Linked DNA regions of Mus musculus: region 2 is linked to region 1. Evidence: chromatin loops called from intact Hi-C (ENCODE). Cell type or tissue: heart. All regions are shown on one strand. Each heading gives the region's core, and the rest is flanking DNA. Links, peaks and the distances in the headings are about the cores only.

Region 1 (9,424 bases), core at 3,182-5,681:
AGCCCAGCATCGCTGTAAACTCAGCCCAGCATCGCTGTAAGCTCAGCCCAGGCATCACTGTAAACTCAGCCCAGCATCGCTGTAAGCTCAGCCCAGGCATCGCTGTAAACTCAGCCCAGCATCGCTGTAAGCTCAGCCCAGGCATCGCTGTAAACTCAGCCCAGCATCGCTGTAAGCTCAGCCCAGGCATCACTGTAAACTCAGCCCAGCATCGCTGTAAGCTCAGCCCAGGCATCACTGTAAACTCAGCCCAGCATCGCTGTAAGCTCAGCCCAGGCATCACTGTAAACTCAGCCCAGCATCGCTGTAAGCTCAGCCCAGGCATCACTGTAAACTCAGCCCAGCATCGCTGTAAGCTCAGCCCAGGAGAGCCTTAACTTGGGTTTTCTTTATTTTGTGTGCACACGCCATGTGTCACACGTAGAGCTCAGCAGACAATGTGCAGGAGTCAGTCTCTGCTTCTACCACGTGGGATCCAGGACTGGACTTGGGTTGTCCAGCTCGAAGGCAGGTGCCTTTACCCACTGAGACATCTCACTGCCCCTAGCTGTGATTTTAAGTCAGTGTGCGGGACTGTGCCCTTCACTTAGATTCAACTGGATTTCCTCTTCTGTATTTCTTTGGTTTTGTTTCTGGCTGTTTGAAATAAATTCTCAGGGTGTAACTAAGCCTGGCCTTGAACTTGTGATTTTTCTGGCCTTAGCGTCCCAAGCACAGGGATTACAAGTGTGTACAGCTGTACCCGACTTATAACTGGGTCCCTTTTTAGAAAACAATATTAGATTTTTGCCTCACAACATGTAAAATATATATATATACTTCAGCTGGTCAGCTACATGAAAATGTGCAAATGGAAACTTCAACTTTGTTTTAACAATAATCCCAGCAGAAAATCTTCAAGACTTCAAGGATTAAAAAGAATTTCTTAGAAAGAAATAAAGAAAATCTCTTTCTCTCTCTCTCTCTCTCTCTCTCTCTCTGTCACACACACACACACATACACACACACATATACACACACATACACACAAGAATATTATTTAGCCATTAAAAATAATGAAACTCTTATCATTTATAGCAGTATAAGTGAATCCAGAGTTGGTGTTAGTTGAAATAATTCAGACAGATACCATGTGCTCTCACCTCATAGACACTAAGACTAGTTGGGTTGGGGTCTGGCCCTGTGGTAAGGTGACCACCTGACATGTGCAGAGCTCTGGGCTCAATCCCTGACACTGAAAATAACAGACATAAAAGGAATAAGTTGAAAATGAGATGTTGGTGAGCGGTGGCGACTCCCAGAGGCTGTCGTGAAGAGGAGGAGACATGATAAAGACTGGTTGAAGGTACAGAAAGACACAGAGACAAAACAAACAAACCAACCAGTTCTGAAAAGTCCGTTACAGCACAGTAGGGGAGCTGTCGGTAACAACGATTTGTTGTATACCCCAAAAGAGGATTGTGAATGTTTCTAATACACACAGAAATAATAAATATTTGGCTTGGTGGGACATATGGTTTTTGATTTGATCATTGTCCCTTATAGACATGTAGAAGATAGCATACCGTACCCCAGGAATGTATTGATTCAATGCCAACTTAAATGTTAAAGGCTTCCTAGAAAAGGTTTTAAAGCTCTACTCAGACGAGAAACAGTTGAGAGGTCTGACTGGGTTACGGTGTGATTATCAGTGATGCACAGTTAAGGCTATGGCCCAGAAATGGCCCTGACTGCTGTTCCTGGACATAAGGAGCCAGAAAAAACAAGACAGGGACAGCAAACTTTACCCACCATACAGAAATGACACATTTTACAGTTGCTTAATCAGGACACTGGGAGTCTAAGGGATTGCTTTAGCCTTTATTTTATTTATATTTAGTATTTTTCAACAGTGAGAATTCAACCAAGAACCTTGCAGTGTACTAGGCAAACATCTAAGAGTGAGCTATATCCCCAGCCCTAAAGACCTTTATATTTAAAACATTTTTTAAGGAAACAGAAAACAACCACTAACCTCCACCTGCAGCATAGAAGCTGACATATAAAAGTGGAAATGGTCAGGCCCAAAGATACATTCTGATCTTAGCAAGGCCATGTGTGAGCTGTGTCCCCGGGGCTTCTCGCCGAGGAAGTCTAAACAGGACAGTGGGCCTAATGAGGAGGTGAGGTTGTACAGAGAGTTCGGCTGGAGCCCAGGGAGAGGCGGCTCTGGCTTCACAGCCTTCCTTAGCCTTGTACTTCACAGGCCCTGCCTGGCTTTGCTCAGACCCTGGACGTGGCAGGTGGATCTGCATACCTTGCAGTGATAAGCATGCTCAAAACCACACCCAGCTCCTTAATTAGATGGGTCTGTAGCTGCTGACAGTGACCTGCATAATTGGACTCCATTACTGTGGAGTCATAAGACCTGACAGAGAGCCAAGGAATATACCCAGGTATGACGTGCGAGAAGGGAGTAATGGGTGCCTACAGAGGTTCCTGCGTTTTGGTTAAGGTGATTCTCTGGAACCTGGTAATTTGAAGATAGGGTCCTTGGAATGTTTTTTTTCACCTGAAGCCTTGCTTAAGTTTTCTCATTTGTGATATAGGACAGCACGTCTCTTGCCCATAGACAGATTCAAAGATAAAGACGTTCGTGCCCTTCCATTGTGACTGAGTTATATAGTTGTCCTTATCACTGCTAACTGTCCCTGAGGAGAGTAAAGCCAAGATGTTGGTTATCTTAAATAAGTGATGGATGCATGTGTGTGTGTGTGTATGCCAGTTGTGAATGTATGTGCACCACATATGTGCAGAAGTCTACCAAAGCCAGAAGGCATCAGGTTCCTGAAACTGTAATTATAGGTAGATATGAACAACCATGTCAGTGCTAGGAATGAACCTGGGTCCTCTGCAAGAGCGATATGAGCTCTTAACCTCTGAGTCATCTCTCTAGCCCCTGGCAGCTTGTATTTTTGTGACAGGGTCTCTCACTGGCTTGAAGTTTACAGGTTGGGCTATACTGTCCTGCCAGTGGCCTCAGGGATCTTTATGCCTTTGGAGACCAAGGCTGCCTTTGACACAGGTCCTGGTAATGAAACTCAGGACTGTGTGTTTACCCAGTAAGCACCTTGCTGACTGAGCTATTTCTGCAACCCAAGAAGAGTGCGTCTTAAGATACTCAATTTTAAGTCTGACTTGAGAGTCAGTCATATCAGGGTTGGACATGGAACTCAGCAGTGGATAAAGAAACCTCGTTTCTCTAAGTGTGAATCTGACCTTTCCTCTGTCATTTCTGTTTCTTGGTGAAGGAAACTCTTCACTGGGCTTGAGGTTTCCCCTTTGGAAGGTGGCCTGAGAAACGAAGGTCCACTGGGGCTCCTCGCTGTTTGCACAGTATTTTGTAGGACCTGTGCATTACAACCATCTGTGACTTGGACACTCCAGGCACGGTGAGGTAACCTGTAGTCTCAGTACCCAGTGGGCTGAGGCAGGAGGGCCATGGGTCAAAGGTCAGCCTGGGCTACATATCAATACTGTCTTCTAAGAAGTGGGAAGACAGCAACCTTTTTAAAAGCTGTGGGCCCCATGGCTCACGCTGGGATTTGATTTCATAACTTTTAAGCTCTGCCGCTAGATTGCTGACCTGTGTGGCTAGAACGACCTCAGCTAAGAGTTCAAGTGACAAGTTCAAGTTTGTAAAATCAATAGAGAGAAAGGGACTTGGGGGGGGGGGTGGCCCCGGAGCGGGGGAGGGTTGGGGGAGGGGAGTAAGGGTTTGCCAGAGCCATTTCAGTGACCTGTGTTGAAATCTTGTGATTTATGGAAGTTGTTGAGAAATTATACAGAAAATTGGCAACAAGGGAAGTTGCTCTTGAAATCCATCCTATTAAGATAAAATTGGTTTCTTAAAAAGTCTTCATAGATTTAGTTCTTAAACCAGTGCCCAGTGCCGTTACTTGTTACTTATGTGTCTCCCTCCCCCTTTACCAGGCATCGCGTGGCACCTCCTCTATCCCAGGGACGCTAATTCTGTTTTCTGGTCAGGCCAGTCCTTTCAGGGTACATCTCCCCCACCCCCATCTTAGCAGCAACATTGTTTTTGGCAAACATCTCATTGGGAAGCCAAATTCAAGCTCAGGCCTGACTGTAGGTCCTGCTAACATTAATCCCCATTGTTGGGGCACTGTGTTGCATGATTGCATAAATATTAGAGTCTTGCAAAAGCACTGGTAATTACACACTTATACATCTGTGGCTACTGGTAATCTTTTATAAATATGTGTAGACTACATAGCAGCAAGATGAGGCAGGCTCAATTCTAGGCTATCTATAAAACTGAGAAATTTTTCAGTATTTGTGATATATGAGTGTGTATGTGGAGGCAATAAAAATCAAATTTGGTGGACGGAAGAGAGGTAACTCAGAAGTCTAGAGTGACTGTCACTTTTACAAAGGACCTGAGTTTGGTGCCTGGAATCTACCTGGTGGCTCATTATGATGGTAATTCCAATTCCAGAGGACTCAGTGCTGTCTCTGTCCTCTGCAGACTCCCATGCAATGGTGCCCACGAGCTTACACAAGCACACACATAAACTGAAAATAATTTAAAAAATAAAATCTGGAGACTAGAGAGAAAGCTCAGTGGATAAAGTAATTGTAAGCATAAGGCTTGAAGTGGGATCTCTAGTGCTTACATAACAGCTGGGCAGGCATGGCAGGCCACATGTAATCCCAGCACTTGGGAGGCAAAGAAAAACGGTCCCTTGAAAGCTTGGCTAGATATGCTGAATTGGGCAACTCTGGGGTCAGGGAGGGACTCTGCCTTAATAAATAAAATGGAAAGCCACTGAGGAAGATAACTGATGTCAACCTCGGACCACACACATGTGCACGCGTGTGCGTGCGAGACACACACACACACACAGTGACCCATATTCATCTGAACACATACACACCGCATACAAAAATACTAATATGTTAAAAAAAAAAAGAGGGGTTGGTGAGATGGCTCAGCGGATAAGAGCACTGACTGCCCTTCTGAAGGTCCTGAGTTCAAACCCCAGCAACCACATGGTGGCTCACAACCACCAGTAATGAGATCTGATGCCCTCTTCTGGTGCATTTGAAGTCAGCTACAGTGTACTTATGTATAATAATAAACAAATCTTAAGAAAAAAAGAAAAAGAAAGAAAGAAAGACAGGAAAGACAGACCGACCTGAAAAGTATTCCAAACTGTCTAGGTGAAGTCACCATGACTTTGGTTCAACCATTTAATCCCATCAGACTTCATTTCCAACACCCATGATGATAAGCGTAATGTACTTGTCTAAGGAACTCACCTATGAGTTTTGCATTCAGTTATAAACAGGGCTATTTTGGGTGAAAGCATTAAAATTGTAAAGTTCAAATAGAAAACTATTGCTGTTGGATGCTGGAAAGCGGGGGACAGTGAGGAGCAAGGCTTTCCCACAGCACATGGGCACCCCTTAAAGGCTACACAAGTTCACAGAAAAATTAAGGTACAGCTTTTCCGTACATCCCAGCCTCACTTCAGTGCATAGTCTCCTCCACCATTATCAACATCCCTCACCAAAGCAGTAGTGACTAGCAGAGAGCCACATGTATCTGGGGATAAGGAGAGATATTTGGAAGGTAGTTAAGGATTATGCTGGCTTAAGGAAGTGGGGATGGGGGCTCCTCCAGACCCATGACTTCTCTAAACCCAAGTAGTTGGCTAGGCCTCCAGCACCAGGCATGGCTTCCCTTCTGTTGAGTGTGTCTTAAGTTTAATTAGAGAGCTATGGTCCTCAGGGTTACTGTGCCATATTTGTTGTTGTTTTAGTTCACAGGCATCATACCTGAGTAGGACTATGGGTTGTTTTCCTCACTTGGAAGCTTGCACAGCACCTTCTGGTACCAGGAAAGCTAGCACCCAGAGGAGACTTTTCAGCTAGATCCTCAGGGTCTTGTGTCTGAAGTACATGATGTCTTCATCAATAGGGACTCACTAGGAGTCCCTACTCAACATCCGGGAGGCAAGCAAGGGCTACAGCAACAGCCTAGCATGTTTTGGGAGTCTCTTGGACTCCTCTGACCCACAGCTTAAAAGGGGGCTTCTCAAGCTTGGTGGTGGGGGTTTTGTTATATAGTCCGTGGCTCTTAGGCTCTTGGGATGAGTCTTGTCTGACCAGCTGAGTAGATTTCATTTAACTGTTAATGTATGTATATGTATATGTATATGTATATGTATATGTATATGTATATGTATATGTATATGTATATGTATATGTATATGTATATACACAGACACACATGTATTATATGCAATTTTAGGGAAATAATAATATGATTCCTTATGGCTTTACAGACATTCTCTAATCTCATTTACCTTCTCTCTCCTTATGTCTTGACCTCCCTCCCTGTCCCTAACAAAAGTTCCTCTTTCCCATTTCCCCCTTTAAATCACTTGTTGTTCCCTGTAGCTTCCCCCTGATGCCCCCCCCCCCACGCCATTTTCAGTTTGCTTTCCTTTTTCTGTACTATACAAGTTGTACTCTCATGTCTTAGTCAGGGCTCTATTGCTGGGAAGAGGCACCAGGACCACAGAAGGAAAGATCTTTCTTACAGTTTCAGAAGTTTAGTCCATTGTCACCATGGCAGGGAGCTTTGGGCACACAGATGCCGTCATGGTGCTGGAGAAGCTAAGAGTTCTACACCCCATCTGCTGGCAGTAAGAAGAGAGAGAACCACTGAGCCTGGCTTGGGCTTCTGAGAACCTAAAGCCCATGTCCCATGACACATTTCCTCCAACAAGGCCACATCTACTTCAACAAGTAGTATCACTCTCTAAGCACTCAAATATATGAGCCTGTGGGGACCATTCCTGTATTCAAACCACAATGCACATCTTGAGATTTAGAGCTAGGAGCCATAGAAGAGAGAGACTCTCTGAGTCTGGGTTACCTCACTCAGTACAATCCTTTATAGTTCTATCCATTTACCTGATTACAAACACATACCACCAAGCCCAATCTATGTGGTGCTAGGGATAGAGCCAGGACTTTGTACAGATTAGGCAAATGCCTGACTACCTGGGGTACTCCAGCACTAACTGCGCTATATTGTATCTCCAGCACTAACTGAGCTATATTGTATCTCCAGCACTAACTGAGCTATATTGTATCTCATCTCTAGCATATAAGTGAGCTATATATATATACATACATATATATATATATAGCATATATATATATATATATATATATATATATCTAGCATATAAGTGAGCATATAGCATATAAGTGAGCTTTATTGTATCTCCAGCACAGAGTGAGCTATGTGGTATCTCCAGCACTAACTCAGCTTGGCCATTTCTCCCCTTTGGTACACTTAAGATACTCAGTTGTCTTTGTCATCCATTTTTGATGTTGCAATCTCATTTTTCACTCTTCTGTTTCACTGAAGGTAATGTGTGTTTTCCTTTAAGTTTCTCTCTTACTTGTTCTCATCCAAACCACCACAGTACTACTCTACTTTCTTTGGGTTCTCATCCACATGGCCCCTAACTGTCAGGCTGTACCATGTCTGTAACTTTTTACTGTTTATAAAGCAATCGAGTGCAAGTTGTTTTCAATGAGAGATTACAGGCCAGACAATGTGACCCATCATATCTGCTCTTCTGGGAAAAGGATATTTCATGTCCATTGTGTATGATTATGCATATGTGTTTGACAGTTATAGTTGTCCTTAGGAAAATCAGAAATTTCAGAGGCAGAATGATCAAGGGAACGCAGAGTCACAGATTGGTATTGCTTCCAAGAGGCAGTGGGAAAGACTGATCTGGTGTAGAGTTTCAGGGATGTCCAACCTTTTGACATTGTGCTCTGATGTCACCTACAGATGGGTTGGATTGAATTCATAGGTATCCTGATAGGCAGAGGACTTGTGGGCTCCAGGTTGGCCATGTTTGATAGGCCTTCTCTGACTGCTCCTCTGTAGTGTGGAATTAAAGAGCCCATCCCTCTATGTGTTGTTGTTCTTTTATAGAGGGTTAAGTAATTTCTTGGGCAATAAGTTAAATCTTGGCCTTGAAAAAAAAAAAAGAGCCATCAAGGGAACTCTACTCTTAACTGGCTTCCCTGCCCCTGTGTGGCTCTCAGCTGTCCTGTGGTGGCTAAGGTGCAGTCTCTTCAAGAGTGTCTGTAAGGGCAGCTGGCTCTGATGCAGTCTGGAGAGGCCACATTAGTCAGTGGAGTCTTCTCCATTGCCCTGATCCTTAACACTCCGACGTGTGTCTGTGACTGTGAAGGTGGATTCCTGCCTCTGGTTACAGCTTAGGGCACATCAGCAAATAAGTTCAGGCCACTCATAAGTTTGCAAGTCTAGACTCTGGCTTCCCCATAATGTCACGCTTTGGCCAGTTGGTGTTGGATCAAGATTTCCAAACTTTAAACTCTAAATGTCAGTACTGAAGAGATAAGTCAGGCAGTAAAGTACTCGCCTTGCAAGCATGAGGACCTGAATTGATCCCAAGAACTCATGTTAAAATGCTGGGCATGGTAGCATTGGGCTCGACATCCCAGTTCAGGGGAGGTGGAGATAGACAGACCCATGGGGCTTTTTGGTCATCCAGCGTAGACCTGTCTCCAAAAGCAATGACCCCTGAGAGGATGGTGTTGTGGAATAGTGGCTAAGGTGGTCCTTGGGTCTCCAGACATATGCTCACACAGACAAACACAGTGGCACACACACACACACACACACACACACACACACACACACACACACACACGGATTCCAAATGTTGACCATGAATTTGTGACAGATAGGCATTCAGATTCCACAATAGGATGGAAACCTGAGAAATTGCCATGGGCATGAGAATATACCGTAAATCATTTGTTCATTCAGGAAACATTCAATGGGCTTCTTTCTGGCAAGCTCAGTACTAGGGGGCTATATAGCACCCTTTCCTCCGAGAGGTTACAGTTTAGAATATCTACAAGGAGCACAAAAGAGTTCACCAACACAGAGACTGAGGTGCTGAGGAGCTCCTGAGAATGGTTGGCAAAGTGCCTTGGCTATGATGTTGGCATCTCTCCACTTTTTGGAGGCAGCTGTGCTCCTGTGTCTAAGATTCAAAGTGGAAAAGGCCTGATTTTACCTCTTTTTTCTGCTGCTTCTGACCAGAGAGTGTGCAATTTCTATGATTAATTCATGAGCCAAGCATCAGAACAGACCCAATTTCCTGAAAATTGTATCAAATGGCTGTTGGAATTCAAGTTCATAAAATGTTGGGGGCTAATTCTTGCCGATTCTTTCAAGGCTCACTGCCCTGCAGAGCTCCTACACAAACAGGGCTCTCGTGCTTATAAAACAGCACTGAAGAGGATCAGATAAAACGTCAGTGAACAATGGCTGGAGGGTCTTTAGAGGGAAAA
Region 2 (9,424 bases), core at 3,611-6,110, 110 kb after region 1:
CTTTGGGGGCTCAGTTTATCAGGTTTGGTGGTCGGCCCCTTTGCCCACTGGGTCAAAGTTTGGATATGCTAAATTAGCCTTAGGCTTGCTGTGTAACCAAAAAATGACCCTGGGCTTCTGATTCCTGTGTGTCTTAAATATTAAATATTGGGATTACAGCTGGGAACTACTGTAACAAAGTTCTAGAAATAAAAAGTTGTACATAACTAGGAAAAAAAATCTAACCAGGCGGTGTTGGTACATTGCTTTAACCCAAGCACTTGGGAGGCAGGGGCAGGCAGATCTCTGAGTTCTAGGCCAGCCTGCTCTATAGTGAGTCCCAGGATAACCAGGGTTACACAGAGAAACCTTGCATCAAAAACAGAAACAAAATAAAACAAACAAACAAAAAAACCTGAAAGAAAAACCACCCCAAAAAATATCTCATAGAAATCTGTTTTCTTTTGCTTTTTAAATACCTAGATAATCACATTGACTTTTAGCTCTTAAGACTCACAAACTCAGCCGGGCGTGGTGGTGAACGCCTTTAATCCCAGCACTCGGGAGGCAGAGGCAGGCGGATTTCTGAGTTCGAGGCCAGCCTGGTCTACAAAGTGAGCTCCAGGACAGCCAGGGCTATACAGAGAAACCCTGTCTCGAAAAACCAAAAAAAAGACTCACAAACTCTAAAATATTTACTGATTTCTTCTTTTTAGGAAGAATTTGCCAGTCTATGCTTAAATGGGTGATGCACAGCGTCTTTAGGAGTTATATGTGGCAAGGAAGAAGGGGGTGTAAATAGGTTCAGGCAGTATTTGTGTAGTCCTTGTAGGAAGTCCTGTGGGTTCTGTGTAGAAACACAATGTGGCTTCTGTCCCTGGGGAGCTTACCCTCCAGAGTTGGATGGTGGAAATTGGCTGGCTCTTGGGTGCCTGTGGATAGGTTGATGAGACAAGATGACCCCAACAGACTTTAAATGTGTCAGCTTGTCACTGGGTTATCTTGGCCAGAACATGTCTTCCCAGAAGGTCTCTGCTGGAGCAGTTCCAGGTGTACAAGGAAGATCATCAGATCAGGTGAGAACCACGAGACCAGCAGGGAAGAAGCCAAGGCCGGAATGTCAACCAGGATGGGGTGGCACTGTGATATTGGTTCAGGCAGGAGGCCAGAGAGTGGCACAGCACAGGAGAAACAAGTATGTAGGGCTCAGCAGTTCTGCCTGGTCGGTGGCTTTCTATTCTAGAGACGGGGGCTAAGTTGACTCTTCAGCTTCCTGGGCTCCAGGGTGGCTTAGTACAGCAGGGGTGCAGGGTGGCCCTCTCAGTGCAAAGGCCTGTGGGTATGTTGCTGCTTGTGCTTGTGGCCTTGAGACGTGTGCATGGTAATCTCTCTTGGTTCTCCCAGAAAAGATGACGATATGGCTTGTTATCTTTTCACCTTCTGCTCCAACTGAAGAAACCATACGCAGGAGAAACAGGTGCACTGGAGCCATGAGCCTTTGCTCTGAGGCAGCGTCAGTTGGTGGTGTGGTCTCTCACGCTCTCCAGTTTTGCAGTAGATCCTATGTTTTCAAGAGAACATCGGGGTGCCTCCGTGACCACCCCAGCGCATGCTGTGTAATTCTGAAGCTCCTGTGACAGGGAATCAGGTTGGAAGGGGAACATTACCCAGGACATCCTAGCTCACCACTATCAGAAGCCACTCAGGAGATGACTGTAGGGCTGATTGTAGACTGACCCCTGTCTAAGTGGGTCCTGAACAAGCTAGGCAGAAGGGTGTAAGCTATTTTTGCTAAGCCACCCAGGGGATGGCTTGGCAGTGTGGGATGAAGGTAGGCTTGGGGGTCAGGAGAATGCTATCTAGAGTCCAGGTTTTGTTTCTTAGTGGTTTGTCAATGGGCAAGTAACAGCTTGGTATGTGTAAATGTGCATGTTATATATGCCTGTATATGTGCATATGTACATGTATATGTGTATATGTGCATGTCTATGTGCATGTATATGTGTATATGTGCATGAATATAACTTGTGTTTATTCATGCATGTCCATATACATACATATGTGTGCATGTGGAGGCCAGAGGTCAATACTGAGTGTCTTTCTTTATCATTCCCCTGCAGATTTTTTGAGATACCTTCTCTCACTGAACCTGGAGCTCACTGGCTAAGCTACATGAATTGGCCAGTTATCTGCCCGCCTCTGCTGCATCAGTGTTAGGGTGATAGATGTGTGCAGCTGTGCCCAGCTATTATGTGGGTTCTGGGGATCCAAGTGTACACCCTCATGCCTGCACAGCAAGCCCTTTATCCACTGAGCCATCTCCCAAGCCCCGCACATGATAACTTCTCTAAGTTAGATATGTGTCTAACGTCAAGAAAATGAATGAACCTATTAAGAGGATAGAGAAAACACTAAATGTGGAAATCTATCCACTAAAAGAGAGAGAGAGAGAGAGAGAGAGAGAGAGAGAATGCTTTGAAGCACCCAGGAGGGATGGAAGTCAGAGTCTGATGGTAGTGGGCACAAAGCATCTGTGCTTGGTGAGAAATATTAATCCTCTGCTGAAAGCTGAAAATATTTCGCCCAAGCCTGGCATTTGTTTTTGAACTTTGTCTGCATTATCTTTCATCATGCAGGAGTTCAAAACGTTCCAGTGTTCAAGTCTGCTTCTGGGCTTCCTGTCTTGCTTAAGCGGCCTCTTCATCCTCACATTATTATGCAAGCTGTTTCCTGGGTTTTCTTGCAATGATTTTATAGCCTCGTTTATGCACTTGCGTGTGTTTAGCACACAGGAGTTTGTATTTGGGGATACGTGGGGTATACGTTGGCGGGTAAGTCATGGTCTTACGGTCAGGGCTGCTTTTCTCTGCTCTAAGTATATCAGGGAGATGGTTTCTTAACTGATTTTGTTATTTGATGATGTCATACATATACACAGCATGCTTTTACTCTTTCCCCATACCCCATCTCTTCTTCCTCCATTCCTATTAAGTGCCCACTCTCTTTCCAACCCATTCCCCTGTTATAGGAGCCAGAGGCTGTGGTGGTTACAAAGGCACCTGCTGTTTGACCAAAGTTATGTTTCCTTTGAGAAAACATTATCCAGCAGAGGTGAGGGTTTCTCCCTGAAAACTTGGAGATCACAAAGGACCACACGTGTTGCCCTTGTCCTGACAAATGCCTTCTGGGTTGGTTTTGTCACCCACTGAGAACTATCTAATAGTGCCTACTGACACCATCAGTGACCTGGTCTTCCTGAAGAAAATGATCTCCTGTCTCTAAATCTATCAGTAGCCAATAGCTCAACAGTGAGGGCTAGGGACCCCTGAATACCCTCCCTTGTGCATTCCAGACTCCTGATGGGTCCATCCCTTTACAAGTGCAGTGCAGGCATCTGCAGCTCCTATGATTTATGATTGTCAACTCTGGGTCTTGCCCTGAAGGTGGCATTTTCCAGCCCTTCTGGAAGATTTTTATTTTTGAGTGAAAAAAAAGTCTCATTAATGCACTCATTTATATGCGTAACATGACAGCTTGTTAACAGTGGTTATTAATATACACGGTAACTGGTTATTTATAGTGGGACTGCAGATGTTTGTAAATTTTCTTTTTATTTGTATTTTCATGTTGTTGTGCATAAATGATATGTATCTGTACACTGAAATATATTTAGAGGAAAAGTGTCAAGAAGGTGCTTTTATAACCAGGACTTCCCGTTAGCCTAGCTGCCTTGGCAAGATAGCTGGAGGCTGTCCGGGATAGCCCTGGGCAGTTTGGTACTTTTTGCTCTCAAACACTGACTGGGCTTGATACACAGGAGAGACACATGCTCAGTTGGTTCCATTTCTCTAAAGCCCACAGGATTCACACAGATGAAATGACAACAGATCAACTCATTGAACTTAGGTGTTTGGTCTGGCCGCAAATCTTATTTCCTGATCCGCCCCCTCTCCTCCCATACTGGGTAAACCACATGTGTTAGGAGGAAATTCACCCTCTAAAGTCACGGGTAAAGGTCAAACAGATTTGCATCCTGGGCCAACTGGTCAAGGAACAGGCTTGTTTGGACCATCCGACCTATTTGCAGATAGAGTTGGGCAAGAATGAATGTGAGTGCCCATCTGCACCCCAGTGGTTAGCTTGGGTTGCCTTTATTCCTTATGAGTCACGTCTCTGTCTCTGAGGTTTTGTATGATCCCTGTGCCATACCTGACCTAACTGTAGCCAGAACATTGTGGAAGAGGCTCGCGGTCAACTGGAGAGTTTCCCCCTTTAAATACTCAAACTTTAATAAGTGGAAATATTTAAAAAATAATTTATTTTCTAAAATAATGTTCTGTAAAGCATTGCCTTGTTAAACTCTGCAGGGCCACCATTAGAAATGTCTTCAATAAATGAGCTAAATACCTAATAAAAAATGGAAAAAAAAAAAAAAGAAATGTCTTCAAAGCCGCCAGAGCAATTGTTCCATTCTGATGGCCGAGTGACTAACTAACCTGTTTGTCCCAGGAATATCTGGTCCTGTTGTCTTCCTTCTTTCTACAGTTTGTTTTCCTTCCTTTTGTCTTTTAACAGTCCCATTGATAATCAGTGCATTTATCTCCAGGAGCCAAACTCGTGCTAACAGTCACATGTCACCAACGGTGGGAAGCTGGAAAACCAAGCCTATTGACAGTACACAAACAATGAAAGCACCTTCTCCAGGGGCAAACCTAATGGGACTTTTGTCTGAGTAAAGTTTGAGGTGATGGGGGTTCTTTCTCTCTTGCTCACTCACACGTTGAGGGGGGACTTTCTGCCTGGTTTTATACTGTTACTTTACAGCTGAAGAATGGATACCAGTGGGAATGGACTCAGCAAGAACACAAGGCAAGCGAGGGACACACAACGGGGTCTTCCTCAATCCATGCTCTCTCCTGAGGTTGGGCCCTGATGAGACCAGTGGGGATGCTTGGCTGGTGCAGAGCTCCTTAGAACCCCCCTGGACTGTTTGTCTAGCCCAGATGCAGTCCCTGTGTCCCTGGGAAGCTTATCTGAGTTCCAAGAACCACCTGGATCCCTTCTGCTGATAGATAAGGCAGCGGACTCTGCTTCCTCCTTGGGAATTAGTGTTCTGAATTGCTGTGTTTACCTCTAGAATGTAGATTTGTTGCAGCTGAGCCCTGCAGGGGGCTATTCAAGTTTATCTTCTCTAGGTAGTCATATGCTGGGCGGCCACCAGCGGAAGTCAGCTGCAAAACACCTAGTCTGGAACACACACGCATGCACACACACATCTCATACAACCAAAGCCAGCTGCTTCTCACTGTGACATCCTGTCCCAGAAGGCTCACTTCTTAGAATGTGGAGAGCTGGCCAAGACAAGCGGCTAGGGCAGCAAAAGCCCCAGGGGAGTCTGTCTACTAAGAAAGGACACTGCATGCAATAGACTCACTTCTACATCTCTCATGTAGGGAGATGGCTGGGTGAGCGAGGGCAGAGAAGAAATCCACGGTGAGGCTACCCAACTGGCCAGCTAAAATTCTGAGCTATTTCATTCAGGGAACAAAAAAACCCATTGGGAAAATGTTTTCTGGTTTTTGTTTTGTTTTTGTTTTTCTCACTTCAGGAAATTCTATAGAGGGCTAACAAAAGGCCCCACCCTGCTCCAACTCCTATGGCCCTGAGCTGCAACCTCTCCATTGGTCGTCTCATGTCTGATCTATCACTTAAGATCATGAGAAAGACCATGAGCTGTGGCTTTCCCTCCCTCCCCAGCTCCAAGTCCCCCTCTTTGCTTTCACCTTTCCTCGGCTTTGATCTGTAGTGTTCCTAATGTACTCTTTACTCCTAACCACACACCATACTTATTTTTGTGGGTCTTATTTTTCCTGCTGGTCTAATCTGTGTGTTTTCAGGGTAAGGCCTCTGCTTATCTTTGTACCCAAAGCCTTAATAGGCTCTTTATTATGGGATGCTCAATACAGTTGAAGTAAACCAGGAACAGAGCCAGAGTTCACCCTTAGAGGTGTCACCAGGCACCCAAATTCTCCACTGCAGGAAGAACACCTCCACTCTAGCCTGCCCAGGAACATTGCAGACAGAGACCTTAGTGTCATGCGCCCCAGTTCCTCCAAAGACAAGGAGACAGAAAGCCAGGCCTGGACAGTTAGTCTTTGTGGTTAGCTTCATGTATAACCAAGAGAATCAATATTTGGCCAGGAGAAGTCAGGTAGGAGGTGGGAGAGCTGGGATTTAAGCCAGGCTCTCCCTGACATAGAAGCCCCCTTTTTTCCCTCCCATGAATGAGTCCATAACCCCACACTGGAGAATCCAGCTGCTTTGCTGTTTTCCCAGAAAAGGGCTCTGGTTGGCCCGGCCTGGGAGGGTCTAGGAACCCAGACAGGCAGCAGCTGGCTGCAGTCCATTCCTCCAGCTATGTGGCTGGAGAAGCTGTTTATGAACGCTGCCTGTCTGAGCCTCACCCAGCAGCCTACCCCAGCTACCCCAGCAGCCCAGCTACCCCAGCTACTCCAGCAGCCCAGCTATCCCAGCTACTCCAGCAGCCCAGCTACCCCAGCTACTCCAGCAGCCCAGCTACCCCAGCTACCCCAGCTGGGGCTTTTCACAGACGACTAAGTGGGCAGGTAAATGAACACCAGCCTTTGTCTGCAGGCTGTGGTGTTTTCTGGTGAGGAGTTCGTGTTGGCCATCGTGCTAGGGGGCAAGGGAAGTGGGGGGTCTCCAGCCTTTTCTGCCTGTGAACCTCTCACTCCAAGACAGCAAAGGGAAGGAGGGGTGAAGGGCTTGGACCAAGCAAAGCCTAAGTGGAAATACGAAAGAAAAATGGTCTGTATTCAGGGCAAGGGATAAGGGATTGCTTGAGGGCTTGAACTAGGTTTTATGTCACAAGGCAGCAGAAAACAGCAGAAAACTCAGTGTTGATAGATGGCTTAGATCCCAGCCCTGCCTGTCACTGCTTGGGTGGGAATAGGCAAGTTGTTCTGTTTTATTTTTGTTTTTTTTTTTTTAACCTCTTAGCCTTCGTTTCTTTATCTGTTGTACAAAGAGGATAACCGCGGTATTTTTCTGGGTTTGGCAAAGACACAGAGGCACTGTATCGTGCTAGGCACGCTGTAGCCAGTAAGTGGCAGAGTCCCTATGAGTTTTTTTTCCTTTAAATATCTCCTCGGTTCCTAGACTTGTGAACTATTGAAAAGGCCAGGGCTGCAGAGGGCACCCACACAAGAGTGTCTGATGACTATGGATAGAAAAGAGAGAAACAAAATCATCATGAGCAGCAGGCCCACATTTAGAGGAACTGTGGTCCAGAAGCGGTTGAGTGGGAGACAATCTGTTTCTAGTTAGGGAACAAACAGACAACGGGAGAACCGTAAAGTTGTTGCTTCATAAGTGTCAAAGCTCAACAGAGAGAGGGGGAGGTGGAGGAAGAGGGGGGAGAGGGAGGTGGAGAGGAAGATGTGTTGTGAATGATGTACATGTGTGTGGCATATGTGTCTGTACAGTGTGGCATATGTGCTTGATGTGTGTGTATGTGTGTGCACGCACGAGTAGAGGAGTGTTATGTCTATAGTAAGATTGTCGAGACCCTGGCTTCTTTTCACTTTCAGTGTTTAGTAATGATGGAAATATTTTTATGTAAATTTAGTATATGCATGCCTTCTGTAACTCTCCCAGTGACTCCCAGGTAAGGAAAGTGAGTCTTAGGTCACTTGTTGATGGTCAACCCAACTTTCTGATAGAGGTGGCCCTGAGCCTAGACCTACCCAACGACAGCAGTGTTCAGGCTTACTCCTGAATGAAGGAACTCCTGAATGCAAATAGACTTCAGGTTTGGCTCTGTGTCTGCTACGCGGTGAGCTCTTCTTGTGGCAAGTCACCTAAACAACTGTGTTCTGTTTGTGCTCCCAGACCCACAACTTCCTGTGCAGCTTGTTGCCACCCTCATTTTTATTTTTGTCAGCTCTTCCTCTGAGGCAGGCCTCACCCCAGTGATGCAGGCTCACTAGTTGGAAGACGGCTGGCCTCTGGGCTGAGCCCGAACATTCAATTCTGCCTCAGCCCAGGCCAACTGGGCGTGTCAACTTGATGAGAATGTTTGAGATCAAGTGTGGCTGGGGGCCCTGGAGAACTTCAGCTTCCTGCCATTCCTGGGGTGAGTCTCCAGAGGAGAGAAGGCCCCAGGCCCTCTCTTGGCATGTTCACAACACAGTAAGGCTTCAGCTGTGAGCTGCTTGCAGTAGTTTTCTCTGAATGGCTCCCTCAGGCCCAGCAAATGGCAGGGATGCCCTGGGCCAAACCCAGAAGTGAAACCCTAAGGGGAGACACCCCAACCCCCACCCCTGCCAATAGCTCTTATATAGAAAATAGAAGTTTTCTTCATTTATTTGCTCTTTTACCAAACATTTATTGGCAAGTGCCTACAAGCATTAAGATCTGGCCTTTCAGAAATCCACAGTTCCAATGGGAGAACCAATGTCAAAACACAAAGCTGAGTCCAGAGGCCAGCATGAGGCTACACAGGCAGCTAGGGAATCGTGGAACCTGTCCACCCTGGCTCAGCCTGGTGAATATCAGCTCTGGAGGCTCAGTCAGGATTCGAGAAGTAAATACTGATATCAACCAAGTATTATTATTTACTCAGTGATACAAGATATCAGGCTTCCCACCAAGAACCGTACAGATATCATTTCTTTTAATTTGAGCATTGGCCCTAGTGGGAAAGGTGCCACGCTTCTCTCTGTTTTCAGGAGAGGAGATGGAGGCACTGCATGTGAGGTAACTCGCTCAATGTGAGGATTTTATTTGTTGAGCGAAGTTCATCTGGGAAGCCACCTGTTTAGGTTTCATGAGGCTAAGGAGCACAGAGAAGATAAGATTGGTGTTTTTTTTTTTTTTTTTAAAGGTTTCTTGTATGAGGCGGAGGCTGTGCCAAGCACGGCCTGCTTGGGCACGCGGTCCTCCCTAGCTCTCAGGTCACATAAACCACCTCTGCTGTGGCTGGGAACTAGTTTGTTCCGTGGAACAAGTTCTAGCTTGTTGCTGGCCCTGCTCCCTCGAGGCCTGTGGCCTCTACTTTCAAATAGGTCTTCCCCCTTCTCTCTGCCTGCAGAAATTTTATAAGGCTTCCTGGACTTAGGATTCAGAAAGCAAACACGGCCTTAATGTACCACCCCAGGCTACTTCCCTCCTGATTGTGCAAGAGCTGGAGCCGTTTCACAGGCCTTTTAAACGTCTTCCCAGGCCTGTGGTGTTCCCTGGGAAAGCTGCTCAGGGCTGTCAGTGACTCAGGCATCTTTAAAGAGAGGTAGAGTTAGCACTCTGTGGTAGGAGATCTACTTCTAGAGGGTAACAATATTTTTGGGAACAACTGCTCTTTTGGAGAAAGTCACATTTGTCTGTTAAGGTCATGTGATCATGCTTGGAAAACTTTGGTTTCAAAGCA

Evidence for each region. A loop is a pair of places that touch in the nucleus more often than their neighbours do. Peaks named below come from ENCODE experiments on the same cell type or tissue, not always from the same donor. Only the 100,000 strongest peaks of a DNase experiment are listed, where the experiment ranks them.
Region 2: a loop joins it to region 1, with 2.1 times the contacts of the local background. A loop is called at or near these places in 4 of 42 quality-filtered maps.

The regions. Positions count from the first base shown.
Region 1 is chr19:53,777,312-53,786,735 of GRCm38, forward strand. The region is part of intron 1 of Rbm20 (RNA binding motif protein 20); the gene reads left to right. All of the region lies in intron 1 of Gm30890 (a long non-coding RNA gene), which reads right to left. Among named protein-coding and RNA genes, the nearest start is that of Gm30890, 5.0 kb to the right of the region's middle. In heart, for the core only: no CTCF peak of the experiment used is centred there; DNase peaks (open chromatin) are centred at 3,516, 4,071 and 4,738; H3K27ac peaks cover 230 bases.
Region 2 is chr19:53,885,852-53,895,275 of GRCm38, forward strand. All of the region lies in intron 3 of Gm30990, which reads right to left. It also overlaps a transcript of Pdcd4 not described here. Among named protein-coding and RNA genes, the nearest start is that of Pdcd4, 13 kb to the right of the region's middle. In heart, for the core only: a CTCF peak has its summit at 5,143; a DNase peak (open chromatin) is centred at 5,340; H3K27ac peaks cover 367 bases.